Regions from separate parts of the Homo sapiens genome. Here region 2 is linked to region 1. A link is a contact called in ENCODE Hi-C or POLR2A ChIA-PET data. All regions are on one chromosome and are shown on one strand. Each heading gives the region's core, a stretch centred on a gene start or an enhancer-like site at or near the end of the contact. The rest is flanking DNA. Distances are from core to core; before and after follow the strand shown.

Evidence for each region. Hi-C counts contacts between places; a loop is a spot of excess contacts on that map. ChIA-PET counts read pairs that join two places held with the same protein, here RNA polymerase II (POLR2A). Pooled maps may share reads with other maps.
Region 2: a map of naive thymus-derived CD4-positive, alpha-beta T cell shows a loop between it and region 1 (6-fold over the local background). The contact joins two enhancer-like sites. A Hi-C loop is called at or near these places in 12 of 168 maps with a recorded cell type or tissue (B cell, CD4-positive, alpha-beta T cell, CD4-positive, alpha-beta memory T cell and 7 more), 7 of 37 single-sample maps with no recorded cell type and 16 of 50 pooled maps. POLR2A ChIA-PET finds 5 or more read pairs at or near these places in 5 of 52 experiments (BJ, CD4-positive, alpha-beta T cell, CD4-positive, alpha-beta memory T cell and 2 more).

Annotation. Positions count from the first base shown.
Region 1 is chr11:95,637,407-95,645,015 of GRCh38, reverse strand. No RefSeq gene overlaps it. Among named protein-coding and RNA genes, the nearest start is that of FAM76B, 150 kb to the left of the region's middle. Within about 2 kb of position 3,280, at least 5 of the 41 ENCODE cell types and tissues checked have a DNase peak (open chromatin) inside an H3K27ac peak, as active enhancers do.
Region 2 is chr11:95,685,578-95,693,186 of GRCh38, reverse strand. No RefSeq gene overlaps it. Among named protein-coding and RNA genes, the nearest start is that of FAM76B, 100 kb to the left of the region's middle. Within about 2 kb of position 4,971, at least 2 of the 41 ENCODE cell types and tissues checked have a DNase peak (open chromatin) inside an H3K27ac peak, as active enhancers do.

The DNA of each region.
Region 1 (7,609 bases), core at 2,031-4,530:
GAAGAGGAATGCCATGAGGAAGTGACTAAAAATTACAAGGGTGTGTGTGCATGTGTAGTTTTGGACGTATATATGTTCCTTTTAATTATACTTAGAAGTCAATATGAATTATATTGTCAGTTGCTTGAGTGACTCATGGCCTTTTCTCAATTCATCAATATAGTGCATAAGTTACTATTGCTCTTGTTACAAATTATTACAAATTTAGTGGCTTAAAATAACATATTTATTATCTAACAGTTCTGAAGGTCTGAAATCCAAAATAGGTCTCATTAGGCTAAAAGCAAGATGCTAGCAAGACTGTGTTCCTTTTGGAGGCTCCAAAGGGCAAATTCATTTTCTTGCCTTTTCTATCTTCTAGAGGCTTCCCATAGTCCTTGGCTCATGACCCTCTTTCTCCACCTTCAAAACCAGCAATGTTGGGCTGAATCCTTCTAATGTTGCTGTCTCTCTTGTTCTCTTCTATCGTCCTCTTCTCCTTTTAAGGACTCTTGTGATTACATTGGGTTTGCCTAGATAATCTAGGATAATGCCACTATTTTAAAGTCAGCTGATTAGCAACCTTAATTGCTTCTGCAACTTTAATTATCACTTTCCTTCTAACCCTCCATACTGACATGTTTCAGAAATTATAGCACAGACATCAGCCATCTTTTGGAGGTGGAGGGTACTATTGTATCTACCACACGTGAAATGTCAAAACAATCTCTAAACATTTCAGTGTTAGTACCCCTGCTTCCACATTCTTTAACCTAAATGTATATCAATGTTTTTGTATGTGTGAAGAGCCTATGAATGTGTGATATGTTTTCATAAATACTCTCATTGAAATTCTTTCCTGCTGTTGTAAGTGCCATAGTAATGTGACTTCTCATCAAAGGCAACCCTTTTCAGTGTTTGATTTGAGTGTCACTGAAAATGCTCCTTGTCCTTTTTTATATTTCTCCCTTGTAGGCCTGCCACAAGTACATAGAATTTCTAGCATTACTTCTTTGGGTTAGAAAACTGTGTCTTCAGTTGACCCTTTCAAAATTCAACTATGAAACTTGGTAGCATATAAACCTACTGCCACAGTTAAAACCTTGGTATTTATTAATGTGTCAGAAAAATTAGATGGCTACCTGATAGGATGCAGGGCAGGTAAATTTGGAGCTTGGGAAGTTGGAAAGACATAGATGTGCAAGGCTATTGCATTACAGAATGATGTTTATGGTTGGTACGGCCTTGGGGAGAACTATTGATTCATAAATTCAACAAATAGTGCTTACTCTGTGTAGTAACTGTGCAACATATTGGAGTTTTAAAAGTCAACAAAGTATCTAGTTGCTTCCCTCTCAGACATTAATTTATGGGCACTCATTGGGATACAATGAAAATACATTTATTTTTCCTGGGCTTAAGCCCTTGTTCCTTCATTAAGTATGAGGTTTTTCCACAGTTGCATAGAACTTTGCATGCAGTAGTTGTAGGCTTACCACATATCGTCATGGACTGCTGACTTGTGTAGCACGAGTGACACAGTATAAGTGCACCTCGACTTTTATCAGGAACATCTTACATTAGTGTTGTGTAAGCTGTACACATTATTATTATTCTGTTGCTGCTATTTTATTCTGCACACTACTTTTATTGATATGTAGATAATCCTTTGTCATAGGAGGTTGTGTGGTTGTGCTATGCATTACAGGACGGTCTCTGTCTACTAGATGCCAGTACACCCTCTAGTTGTGAGATTCAAAAATGTCTCCAGAAGTAGCCAAATGTCCTCTGGGAGGCAAAATCAATCCTAGTTGAGAAACAGTAATGTGTAGCATACAAATAGAAATATGCATAAATCTCAAGTGTGCAGCTTGACTAATTTTTATGAATACACGTCACATTCAATTCAAGAAAAAGGACATTACTAGCATCTAAGATCCTCTCCTTTTAACTCCTGTTATTTTCCAACCAAGGATAACCACTGTTCAGACTTCTAATACCATAGTTTTGCCTGTTTTTAGACTTGAAGTGAATGTAAATATGTGGTACAGACTCTTTTGTGTCTGTGAGGGTCATTCCTTGTGCTGTATGTTGTAATGGGTTTGTTCATTTTCATTCCTTCATACTATTCTACCATAGTCATACCACTATATATTTATCCCTTCTTCTCTTGAGAAACATTTGAATTGTTTTCAAATTTTAGCTATTATGAATAATGCTGCTATGAAGATTTATGTACATGTTTTTTGGTTCAAATCTGTTGCATATCAAAATGAAGTTGCTGAGATTTGAGTCCGTGTATTTCCAGCTTTAGTAGACACTGTCAAGGTTTTCCAAAGTTGTTCTAACAATTTTATTTCCAGGAGCAGTATTTGGGTCCACTGATCCATCATTGCCACATTGCCAATTACTTGGTGTTGTCTATTTTTGTTGTTTTCAAAAATTTGGCCATTCGGGTACATATGTAGTCTTACGGCATTGTGGGTTTTGTTTGCATTTCTCAGATGATAATTGAGATTCAGCATGTTTTCATACAATTATTAGCCATTTTCATGTTTTCCTTGTGAAAGGGTATTTTTTTTTGTCTATTTTTGTGATTGGGTAGAAAAATGATACCATCAGCTCATGTGATTATCAATCTCTTTGGCATTTTTATCTCTAAGCTTAAAATAATTTTAAAAATACACTGATTTTGTTCATCTCTCTCTTGTGAGCTTCAGCAGTACAACTCCATTCACCAGTCAGAGCTCTCCTGGATGAACTGATCGAATGGAAGCCACAAACTAGCCAAACTAAGGACATGCCTGTAGGCCTGACAGTCCTGCCAAGGAAGGTCTTGGCTGAGACAAAGTTGTAATCCTTCCTCCTCTCTCTCTTCCTTTTAGCTACAAAATCAACAGATAAATAAACATTTCTAGAATTTTCTGTCCTGGTACCATAGCTTAATACATGTTGGCCATTGGCATAAATGTTTTCCAAGATGTTTATTTATCAGATTACTTTATGAACTAATTTGCTGCTTGAAATGACTACCTAGTGAAGTAAGAATTTAATTTTAGGGAGTCTCACAGATAATAGATAAAAGGCATAGTCTTCTGTTCTTTTCCTTCATGCCATTGGTAAGAGCTGTAAGACCAGTATTTTCCTTCCTCATTGGTTTTTGGCCACCTTTGCTGGTGCAACATCACATGCAATATAAAGCCTAAATCACCTTTCTTACTCTCAGGCTTCCTCACGAAACCAAAGCCTACTTGTGCAATGTTTCATTTTTACTTTCATGCACCACATCCTCCTCCTGCCCTTATTACATAACTGTTGAGAGCCCTATGTACTCGTTCCACCTCAGGCTATGTCATCACCTCAAGCCTTGGATGCTGTCCATGTTTGGATGGGCAACCTCCAAGGTGCATTTCATCTGCCCATGCTGTGCTTAGTGCCGCCAAATGTAGGGCCCCTGCCAGTGATGCATACTTAGGCTAATGGCCTATGGGCTTCTGGGAAACAAAAGGGCAGGTAATGGAGGGCAGCCATCAGAAATTGGCAGGAAACAAGGCTCTTTTTGAGCAAAACCTTTAAGAAGAACATGAATCAAATAGAATCTCAGAGGCTCTGGAAATATGATTGTGTTCTCATTTATATCTCTCAAGTAGAAAGAAATTGAAATAGATGGCTGGGATCCCAAATTTCCAAGTCCTTGACCTCCACTGTTGAAGGAACAGGAGGAAGAGATAATAGCAGGGACACACAGGGCAAATGCGCTCTGTTGCCCTTTATAAAACTTTAGTTTCAAACCTTATGTTCTGAAACAATAACAAATAGGCCAATTTTTCCTTCTATAGAGCAGTGCTTTTTGAATTTAAAGTTGGTGATTATGACTTCCTTGAGTTGTCTAATGAACATTTGAAAGTTGAATTGGGAATAAATTCGGAGATTCTTTGACCAATCAGTGAAATGTATGAGGCATGTATTAATAGTAAATTCCTCACATTATGTGCTTAGGGGTAGAAAAAATAATAACAGCCAACACGTGTATAGTGCTTACTTTGTGCCAAGCACTGTTCTAAAGGCTTAATCCTCAAAACAACCCTTTGCTGTATGTACTCTTATGATCCCATTATACAGATGAGAAAGATAAGGCTTAGAGGGGGTAAGTAGCAAAACCCAAGGTTACATGCTGAAGGAGTCACAGAGCTAGGATTCATATCCAGGCACTCTGGCTCCCTAGTCTATGTTCTCAGCCCAATAAACAATAAACTAATGCTGCCTACCTAAAAAGAAGTAATAGATTTCTTCTTTGAGAATATTGCAAATGAGATAATATTAACTATACATAATACATGTAGCTATGTCCTAAGAGAGATAATGGTCTGGGCTAAAATGGATAAAGAAGATGAAATACGAAGGAGCCAAGCCTCAGAAATTATGCAGAATTTCAATAGGTGCAGAGGAAGGTGAAGGTTTAGGATGTTTGTGGACCTTTAGCATCCCTACCCCCAGTAATTGCCAGTAGGAATCATCAAGCTTGTTGACTACCAAAAGCTTCTCTACATGTTTACAAAAGCTCCTCACTGAGAATAGCTGAGCTATAGGTACAGTGGTTGGAACAGTGGTACTCATGTGCATCAGGATTACCTGGAGCTCTTGTTAAAATTCAGACTGCTGGCCCTCACTTCCAGATTTTCTGATTTAGTAGGTCTAGGATGACGTCCAAGAATTTATATTTCTGACAGATTTCTAGGTGATGCTGTTGGGAACAGGCCCCCAAATCTGGCCATAAACTGGCTCCAAAACTGGCCATAAACAAAATCTCTGCCACATTGTGACATGCTCGTGATGGCCTTGATGCCCACGCTGGAAGGTTGTGGGTTTACTGAGGGCAAGGAACACCTGGCCCCACCAAGGGCGGAAAACCTCTTAAGGCATTCTTAAACCACAAACAATAGGATGAGTGATCTGTGCCTTAAGGACATGTTCATGTTGTAGATAACTAGCCGGACCCATCCCTTTATTTCGACTCATCCCTTTATTTCCCATAAGGAATACTTTTAGTAAACCTTATGACTGGCTTGCTGTCAGTAAATATGTGGGTAAATCTCTGTTCAAGGCTCTCAGCTCTGAAGGCTCTGAGACCCCTGATTTGCCACTCCACACTCCATGTTTCTGTGTGTGTGTCTTTAATTCCTCTAGCACTGCTGGGTTAAGGTCTCCATGACCAGCTTGTCTCAGCATGATGGCTGATGCTGTGGGACCTCAGCAAGGTCTAAGAAAAAGAAAGATGTGGGCTGACAGCAGTAGAAGAAAAAAAATGATTCTTAGACTCATTGTCTAATATTAGCATGATTATCTAATAGCAATAGCCAACTTCAGTGATAACTTATTCCAAGCCAGTGCTGTGCAAAGCACTTGATATATACATTATATTTTTTAATCCTTAAAACAGATTTTAAATGCTATTATTATTTCCATTTTGCAGATGAGAAAAGTTAGGATTAAAAATACATTATGAACTTTTCCAGGTCATGTATGTGTAAAATTAAACCCACATCCAACCAACTCTGGGGTGCAGCCACTAATCAGTACTGCTGTTCCATAGCTCTGGGAGGTGTTTTGATGTGATGTGTTCAGAAGTCCATAATCTTTGAAAGTATCTAATCAGCCATGCAACAAGACAAAAGTAATAATTAGGGTAAATTATTCTGGTAGCACTGTGCGGAACTTAAAGACTCAGAGGCTAGCTATGGATCTATTATAACAATACAGGCATGATCAAAATTTCAGCAACATAGCTTTTCTTCCTATCCAATTTTCAAAGTGAATAACATGTCAAATGCTGCTATCAGGAATTTCATTAAGAATGCATTTCATTTTGTTTGCATACCTGATATTTAAAAACACAGATTTTGGAATCTTCAATCTGTTGCTTATAGTTCATTCATTTATTCAAAAACTTTACTAAAATCTACTAAAATAACATTTTTTGGGGAAAAACTTTGATTTACTATCAGTTTATTTTGAGGTGACATACCAAACCCAAGTTAAACTTTTCTTATGGGCTGCTTTTTAAACCTCACCTTTGTCTTCAGTGCCCTAAAATTTTATGATTATATTTTTAGATATAGATTTATTATTGTTTATACTGATTGAGTCTGAGTGGGCATCTTTCTGGAAAATTCTTCATTATAATCCCTTCAAATATTGTTTCTTCCTCATTCTCATTGTTATTTCCTTCTGGAATTCTGATTAGAGTATGTTGGACCTTCTCATTCTGCCCTCTAATTTTATTAATCTTTCTTTCATATTTTCAATATGTATCTTTCAGAAACATTCTGGATAATTTCTTTGATCTGATCATCCTTTCTTCAAGTCTCTCTTCACCTCTTTCTAATCTGCTATTTAATTCATTTAATGTTTAATTTCACTTACTTTGTTGTCACTTTAATTTTCAAGTTATTTCTCTTCAGATCCTTTTTACAGTCTTGTTTCGTGCTTATATTTTTAAACCTCTCTCCTTCAAGCATATCAGACATTCTTAGTTTATGTTTAGCATCTGATAATTCCAATACTTAAGAGTTTTTTGTTTATCTGATTCTGCAATGTTATTTCTGCTGGTTCTTATTCATGGTTCTTTGTTTGCCTGTGTATTTGCAATTATTGGCTATTAGCTCATATCCCTTGGATTGTTACCTGATAGAATTCTTTTAGGTCATGTTGAAATTGAATTTTTTTTCTGGGAAGATTTTAAATGACTTCATATCACCTGGGCATAGGCACTAAAATCCAGGACCACGTTATATTAAAATTTCCATTGGAATTTTTTTTTTTGACTACACAGGAAGTTCGAACTTGGGGCAAGATTATAGTTCCAAATTCCTTAAAGAGATTTTCTTTCTCCTCCACCCAGTGCAAACGTGAAAAGAGAAGTCTCCTTCCTGTCCACTTCTGCGAGGAAATTATATCCCCAGAGGGCCTCAGCCTTACATGGGAGACTACCATTAGACTTTCTACTTTGCATGTGCTGTAGGTTTTGTCTACTTTCTTATGTGCCATACATAGTCTTCTATATGTTCAAGTTTGCCAGGGTTCAGTGGATTCCCTCAGGGTTAAAGCTGGGTTCTGCACTTGCTTGCCTCTCATCTTCCAATATCACTTTGTTTTGGCTCTGACATATCAATGCTTTTTTGCCAGATTAGTGATGTACTTAAAACATTCTAAATATACGAATACAGATCAGGCTCACACCTATAACCCCAGCACTTTGGGAGGCCGAAGCAGGTGGATGGCTTGAGCCTAGGAGTCCGAGACCAGCCTGGGCAACATGGCAAAACCCTGTCTCTAGCAAAAATTAGCTGGCCGAGGTGGCACCCACCTGTAGTCCCAGCTACTGGGAGGCTGAGGTGGGAGGATCCCTTGAACCTGGGAGGTGGAGGCTGCAGTGAGCTGAGATCGCACCACTGCACTCCAGCCTGGGTGACAGAGTGAGACGCTGTCTAAAACACACACACACGTGCGCACACACACACACTCATACATAATGTTTTAGCTATTTTCATCAGAAAGTTTGTTCAGAGTATCAAATTAGTCTAATATATTGCAAAGAATGCAAGTCCCAGTAAACTGAAAATGTGTTACA
Region 2 (7,609 bases), core at 3,722-6,221, 46 kb before region 1:
CCCTTTTCTCTGCAGTCTCGCTAGCATCTGTTGTTTTTTGACTTTTTAATAATAGCCATTCTGACTGGTGTGAGATGGTATCTCATTGTGGTTTTGATTTGCATTGCTCTGATGATTACTGATGCTGAGCATTTTTTCATGTTTGCTGGCCACTTGTATATCTTCTTTTGAGAGCGTCTGCTGGTCTCAAACTTCCGATCTCAAGTGATCTGCCCCTCTTGGCCTCCCAAGTGCTGGGATTACAGGAGTGAGCCACTGTGCCTGGCCCCTTTGCCTATTTTTAATGGAGTTATTTGTTTTTTGCTTGTTGAATTGTTTAAGTAGAATAGATATTTCAAGGGAATAATAACTAAGCTAAAATTTGAAGAATGAGTTGGTAATTATGGATAAGCAAAACATGTCCAAAGGAGTGCAGATAAGAAACAGCTTGACATATTACTAAGTTGGTAAGAATTTAGTATGTCCCAAGTATGTACATAGACAGAGGGATAGTTTGTGAATTAGGCAAGTGCCATATCTTGTAAGGCATTAGATACTAAGAAAAAGAATTTGAGCTTTATCCTGAACAAATGCAGAGCTATTAAAGGAATTTAATGAAGAAAATTGCATTTTAGAAAGATTGCTCCAGGGTGGAGAATGAATTGCAGTGGGGCAAACTGAAAATAGGGTGACAATTTAGGAAATAAGAAAACAGGAAGCAATTGCCATAATCAAGTGTGAAGTGATTAGATCACGGACTAAGAAAGTAACAGTAGATATAGAAGGGTGGGATGGGGACATATTCAAGAGACAGTTTGGAGGTGGAATCTCTTAGAATTGGATAAGTGGATGGATTGTGGCAGAGGTTTTGAGGGGCAAAGAGGAGTATAGACAACATCTCTTGTCTTCTAGTTTGAGTGATTAAATTTGGAAGACTGATATTCATCAAGATGGCAAATGCAGGAAAAGGTGCAGCTTTGATAAGGAAAGAATGATTTAGACATATTAATTTGAAGATCTTTGGGCTTTCTAGGTGGAGATGCCCCATACACAGTTGGATATACAGATCTGGAGTTTAGCCAAGAGGTACAAGCCAGAGAAATATGTTTGGAGCCAATAATAACATACATAGGTAAGAGTGGAAGTTGTGAATGAGGATAAAAATCCCCAGAAAGAGTACATGAAGGAGAGAAGCTAGGGTAAATAAAAGAGCCCTGGAGGACAACAAATTTGAGAGTTAACTAGAGACAGTAGAATCTACAAAGGAGCTCGGGAAGAAACAGCAAAAGAGGTTAGAGAAACCAGAAGAGTGGGTTACAGAATCCAAGGGAGAAAATATTTCATAAAGGACTAAGTAGTCAGGAGCATCAAGTACCACAAAGGTCAAGTAATAGAAAACGTTTAGAATGCCCATTGGAACTGGGAACTAAAGAAAGTCACTGACATTTTGGGGGAAAGTATAAGCAATGAAAGAGATGAAGTAGATACTGAATGTCAAATAGTATGTCTGTAAAGGAGAAATGAGATGGTAGCTCATGGAAGAGAGGAGCTTGAGGTTAAAACAAGGGATCTTTTTTTTAGTGGTGTAAAATGTCCATTTATTTTCTCACAGATCTGTATATTACTCAACTGTGTTCTCTGCTGGGGGTCTCTCAAGGCTGAAATCAGGGTGTTAGACTGGCTCTTATATGCAGGATCTGGGGAAGACTACATTTCCAGGTTCTTTCAGGTTGTCATAATTCAGTTCCTCATAGTTTCTCATGTTTACAGGACTGAGGTTCCTGTTTGCTGGTTGAGCCCACCCTACAGAGGCCACATGAATTCTTCATTCTGCAGACTCCTCCATCTTCAAAGCCACAGCGTGTTGAATCCCTTTTATGCTTCACATCTCTCTGACTTGCTCTTTTAGCTTTAATAATTAAAAAACACCTCCAAATTGTGATTTCACATAAAATTCGCCATTCTAACCGCTTTTCAGTGTGCAGTTCAGAAGTGTTAAGTATATTCATGTTCTTGTGCAACCAATCTCCAGAACTTTCTCATGTTGCAAAACTGAACCTCTGTTACCTGTGAATAACAATTCCTCGTTTCTTTCTCCTCCCAGCCCCTGACAACCGTCATTCTACTTTCTGTTTCTAGGAGTTTGACTACTCTAGGTACCTCATCTAAGTGGAATCATACAGCATTTGTCATTTTGTGATTTGTTTATTTCACTTAATATGATATCCTCCTGGTTCATCCATGTTGTAGCATGTGTCACAGTTTCCTGGGGAGGGGAATTTTTAAGATGGAAAATATGAAAAAAAAAATGGACAGAGCAGGCCACAGGAAAGGAACCAGCCCATGCGTTGAGATTAGAGAGGTCCTACTTGAAATCCTACTATCTGAGAGTCATTTATTTGATCTTCAAGATCTGTTGCCTCTTCAGTCTCCCAGGTAAAAAGCAAATATATCTCGAGATGAGTAAACTTTTAACATCCAAGGGTTGACTAGGTGGCTGTTGGTTGAAATAAAGACAGATAGGTTCCTCAAAAGGGAAAATAAAGAGTGCAAGTGGTGGATGAAGAAGAGGTGAAGACTGGTGAAAGAGTCAGTAGGTCAGACTGTTGTTGGAAACAATCCTTCTTAAGAACTCTGTGGATGTCATCTAGCTTGTCTTAGAATGCAAGTTATCTTCTCACTTAAGAATACTTGCAACTTCATTCTGTTTGGTGTAGGTGCCTATTCTGTTTGCATTTAAGAAGACCCTGGTAACAAAGGAAGAGAGCTTATAAAGACCCCATTTAGAGGGAAATCAGATGGAGACTAAGTACTTTAATGGAGAATTAATACTAAGATAGGATCAGTTAAACTCCAGATTTCAAACACAGTCTTTCCCGGTTTCCCATTACGCAATCTTGCCCAGCTTCCCATTCCAGTTTCCCAATGCGAAACTGGGAAAGACTGTGTTTGAAATCTGGGGTTGGGCTTTGCAAGGGGTGTGCCCTCAGGGGTCTTATGAGATACTCTACATATCTTCAGCTATGAACCCCTTCTTTGACCTCTTGTACAGTCAGCTTCTTGACATCTCTGTTTAGATGATGAATAGGAATCTCCAAGTCAACATTTCCAATACTTCACTTGATTTCCCATCCCTCTCCCAAATCTATTCTCTCCTAGTCTTCCTGAATTCAGAAAATGTCACTAGCATAACAATCCAGTCCCATTTTTTTTCGTGCAATTTATGAGCACATGCTGGCTGTTCTATCATGAAAGACATTTACTTCCTCCCATCTTCGTGGACTACCTAGTCCAGGCATTGTAATTTCTCACCTGAACTACTGCAGTTGCCCCTAACTGGTCTTTCTGCTCCATTTTTGCCAATATGTAATCAGCTCTCTAAACAGCAGCCTCAAAATTCTTTAATGTCTTTTCACTGCAGTTGGGATAAAATTAAAATTCTCTACCACAGGTGCTGGGCCCTAATAGCATCTCTGACCTCATCAACTGTTTTCTCTTCCCTTATCCCTTTCCAGCTGCATCTGCCTCCTTTCCATTCCTCATCCCCACCAATTTTGTTCTCATCTTAAGGCTCTTCTGGGACTCTTCCTCCAAATCCTGTCATTGCTGTCTCATTAACATTCTAATCTCAGCTCAAATGTTTCCTCCTCAGAAAGCTGTCCCTGACCACCCAATCTAAAGAAATCTTTCACCTGACTCACTCTATGCTATGCCACCCTTTTAAATTTTTCTTCATGAGTGTTTTCACTATCTAGAATAATCATTTTTATTTGTATGTTTTTCATTATATCTCTCTCATTAAAGTAAAAACTCTAAGGACAAAATGTTGCATCTATCTCATTTCTGTATTCTCAGAATGTAGAACAGTGTCTGGTACAAAGTAGATGCTCAATAAATGTGTTGACTGCATAAGTGAATCCTTTCCAAACAGGTTGGTTGAAAATTGCTGGTGGATAAGCAGATGGCAAGCAGGGAGCCCTATTCTGAGAGTGGATTTCTGCTCTTGTGAAAAGATGAAACAAGAACACATTATTCAACGAATTAACAAAAACAGTTCTGGACTCTTCCGGTTACAGGGCAAGTGTTTTTGAAGGTGAAAACAATGTGGTCTTGATCTCTTTTCCTGGCTTTGCAAAGAACAAGGAAGATGAAATCAGTGATTTCAAAATGAGTCACTGGAAACAAGTGTTTTTCAAAGAACACACCTTGAAGTTTAAACCAGGTGACGATGAGGGAGGAAGAAAAACATGATGGTATTTTAGACCTCGTAAACTTTTCAGCAGTTCAGAGGAGGTTTGTCAATTCAAATATGTACATGAAACCATGGGCTATCGTACCCTCAAGGAATGAGTGATTCTGGGTATCTGTGGATGGCTGTTTTCCTGATAACTGATGGTTAACTTGTAATTGCTGTAACTGATTTTTTTTAATGGAAAACATTCTAAAAATTTTCCCTTGATTAAGGGAGGCAGTGGAATAAACATGGGCTGCAGGGCAGGATAGACGTAGGCTATGTCCAAGTTCTGCAACTAAAAAATTCTATGACGTTGGCACTTACCCACACTGAGATACAGGTTCTTTATCTGAAAGATGGGACTAATGATAGCTCATTGAAGGGTTGTGTGGATGACATAAAACAGTGATTGTAAAAATGTCACTATACTAAATAGAAATTTCAGACATGGTAAATATTATTGAAGCTACTAGAAAAATATGCGCTTTAAAGATATTGATCAACATATATCCTTTTCTAATGCCTCATTGTCAATATTATGAACAGATAAAATCTGTAACGTCTTGTTAAAATAGCTATAGATCCATGTGATGTAAAATATGAGCTCAAATATGTGTCAGTACCACTAGCAACATTAAAATTGTGCTTTTCTGGAAACACCTCTGATGTCAGATTGTTTCTACCCATTTGCCTTTCTGTCATGACAGTTAAGTGAGATGTGGTGAAATTCATGACTTCCAGGTCAGCTTTACATGGCCACTTTCATGCAAAATCAATTAGTCAACTAAAGACTGTCTTTCAGAAGTAGATTTGTGATCCTCCAAAAAGCCTCTCTTGTCTGTGTTGATGCACTCCTTGGCAGGATGTAAGGTAGTGTTTTCTAGGTTTCTTCCATGGACCCAGTGGAAAAGGATTCTGTGATAAAATACTTTTGGGAGTTAGATTGTCAATGCACGGTGACAACTTCAAGACTCTGAAATGTCATAAAGCAAGACAAAATATTTAATTTGGAACTAATATTTCTTAAACAATTAGAGTACAATTTTTCTTTAACATAACACCTGTTCACAGGAAATTCACTTGCTACAGAACACATTTGAAGTAACACTGCTGTAAGAAAATGTTATGTTTCTTAAGAAAATAAAACCAAGAACTTTAAGGTCGTCCTTGGAAGGAGAGGCTCTTGTAGAGAAGGAAGAGACATCATTCTGACCCTGAAGTTTTATCACTTTCCAAGGTAGGAAAATGCCATATCGTATAGGGCATTGCATACTATACATTCCCTGGGGAGCATTTTGAAAATGTGGGGGCACTTTTGTCTTCTAGCATGATCATACTTGAGCATTTACTTATGAAAGACCATTATCATCAACTATTTTCCTTTTATTTTTTCTTTTATAATATAGTTTAATACTTATATTGATTTCTTCTTATGTGCAGATAGGTTATATTATTTTTGAATTTTATTTTAGTATAGCAAAGGGATGATCACAAAATATTCGTTCTAAGAAGGTGTTGTTCGTGTAGCAGGGGTGGGAATTACTCATTTAGGGGTTTCTTGCTTATTTCTACTGTCACCCTCACACAGGTATGCCAGTGTCAGGAGGCTCTTGTCCTTCTTTTAATTTTGTCCCTGGCAAAACAAAACAAAATTTTGCTAACTGCTCAAGGAGAAAAGCAGGGAAATAAATATGGAGAGTTGGAAGAAATCACAGTAGGAAGAATCTAAACAGTTTGGCCCACAAGATGTGACTTTCTGCAGCATCTTACAGAATCTGTCCCAGCCCCTGTGTGTCCCAGAGATAAAGAAATGATTTATTTGAATCTCCAACTTTCTAGTACTTGGCTTATTTCCATGAGTTGATTATTAATTTTTGAATGTATCATCCAAGAAACACTTTCTTAGAAATTGACATCCTCCAAAGCTCAGGTCAGGAACATGAGACAGTTTTACTTTTCCCCTTGTATTTATTAGAATTGGGTTCAGTGTCTTGTGGAAGAAAACCCAAATATGGCAGCTTAAATCAGAACTTTTTGTTGTCTCATGTAAAAACTGGAGATCAGCATCCAAGAGGGATATGAACAAGTTTCCTCCAGTTTTCTTCTCTGCCATCCCTTGGGGGTGTTGTATATGGTCCAAGATGCTTGTTGAAGCTCCGGTTATTATCCATATCAGTTAAGAGAAAGAAGAAAAGAAAGGAGAAAATCATGCCTTTTCCCTTTTTAAACACTGTTCCAAAGTTGTACACACTACTTCTTTGGCCAGAACTTGGTTGTAAGGTTGCACATATCTGCAAAGACGACTAGGAAATGTAATCATCATTCCAGGAACCCACAAGCCCAGCTGAGATTAGTGGGTTCCATAATAGTTGGGATAAAATTTCACCCCCATTTTCCAAAGTAGCCTCATTTATTCTGGATTCCATATTTCCAGATTTGCCTGTTACTTATATAACTGACTTTAGAATTGACTTCAGATACTTCGGGTGTCCCTTTTATAGGTGCAATAGTTACGCAATAACTTATTTTAATATAATAGGAGCATTTATATGATAGAAAATGTTTCTGTACTTTAATGGTGTATGAGATGTATTCTCATGTGAGTACAACTTACTCTTCCTCTGATTTCTCCACCACCGACAGTGAAAACATCTTCAAAATACTCATCTTCTACTTGCAGTTTTTCTTATGAGATGTGAATTAATAATTCTTTTTCCAACTATATTTAGCCTTTTGATGCCAAACCTTGGTATGAAACATCAGAATTAGCCCTGATAAAAATGTACATGATTCAGTCAGCTTCAATTATTCATAAAACATTATAATTTTCCATTGAGCATTGAACCAGAAATGGGATAATTATGATGTTATATGGCTGAACACATAAAAAAAGTAGTGTACATTTTTCAGTTTATGGAAGATGCATCTTTACTATATGTCTGCATGCTCAGATAAATTGTTGTAGCTTCCTCTTCTGAGCATCAGTGTCACAGAGAGTAGATAAGCAATATTGTCTGGATGGACTTGGATTTGTCAGTGTTCCCTGGCTTCTCAATGTAAACTTTATATCCTCAAGTTCTCCAACCTTTAAGGCCACACTTACTCTGAATAATAATACTAATGATAATAATAATAATAATAATAATAACAATATGGGCATCCTTTCCACATGTACAGAAAATGTAGTATCTTCTCATAACCTATCCCCACATATTCCTGAGAATCCCCAAGGAACACTCACGTGCCCCACAAATCTATCCTGGTTTTGGCTTCTCCCTTCAGCTTGTTATTTTGTCCCAGATGACTTATCTGTGCCTGGGCACCTCTTGCTGTTTTGTAACCAACTTCTCATGGCTTCTGCTGATTTCCTTGCACTGATTTCTCTCATCGCAGAAA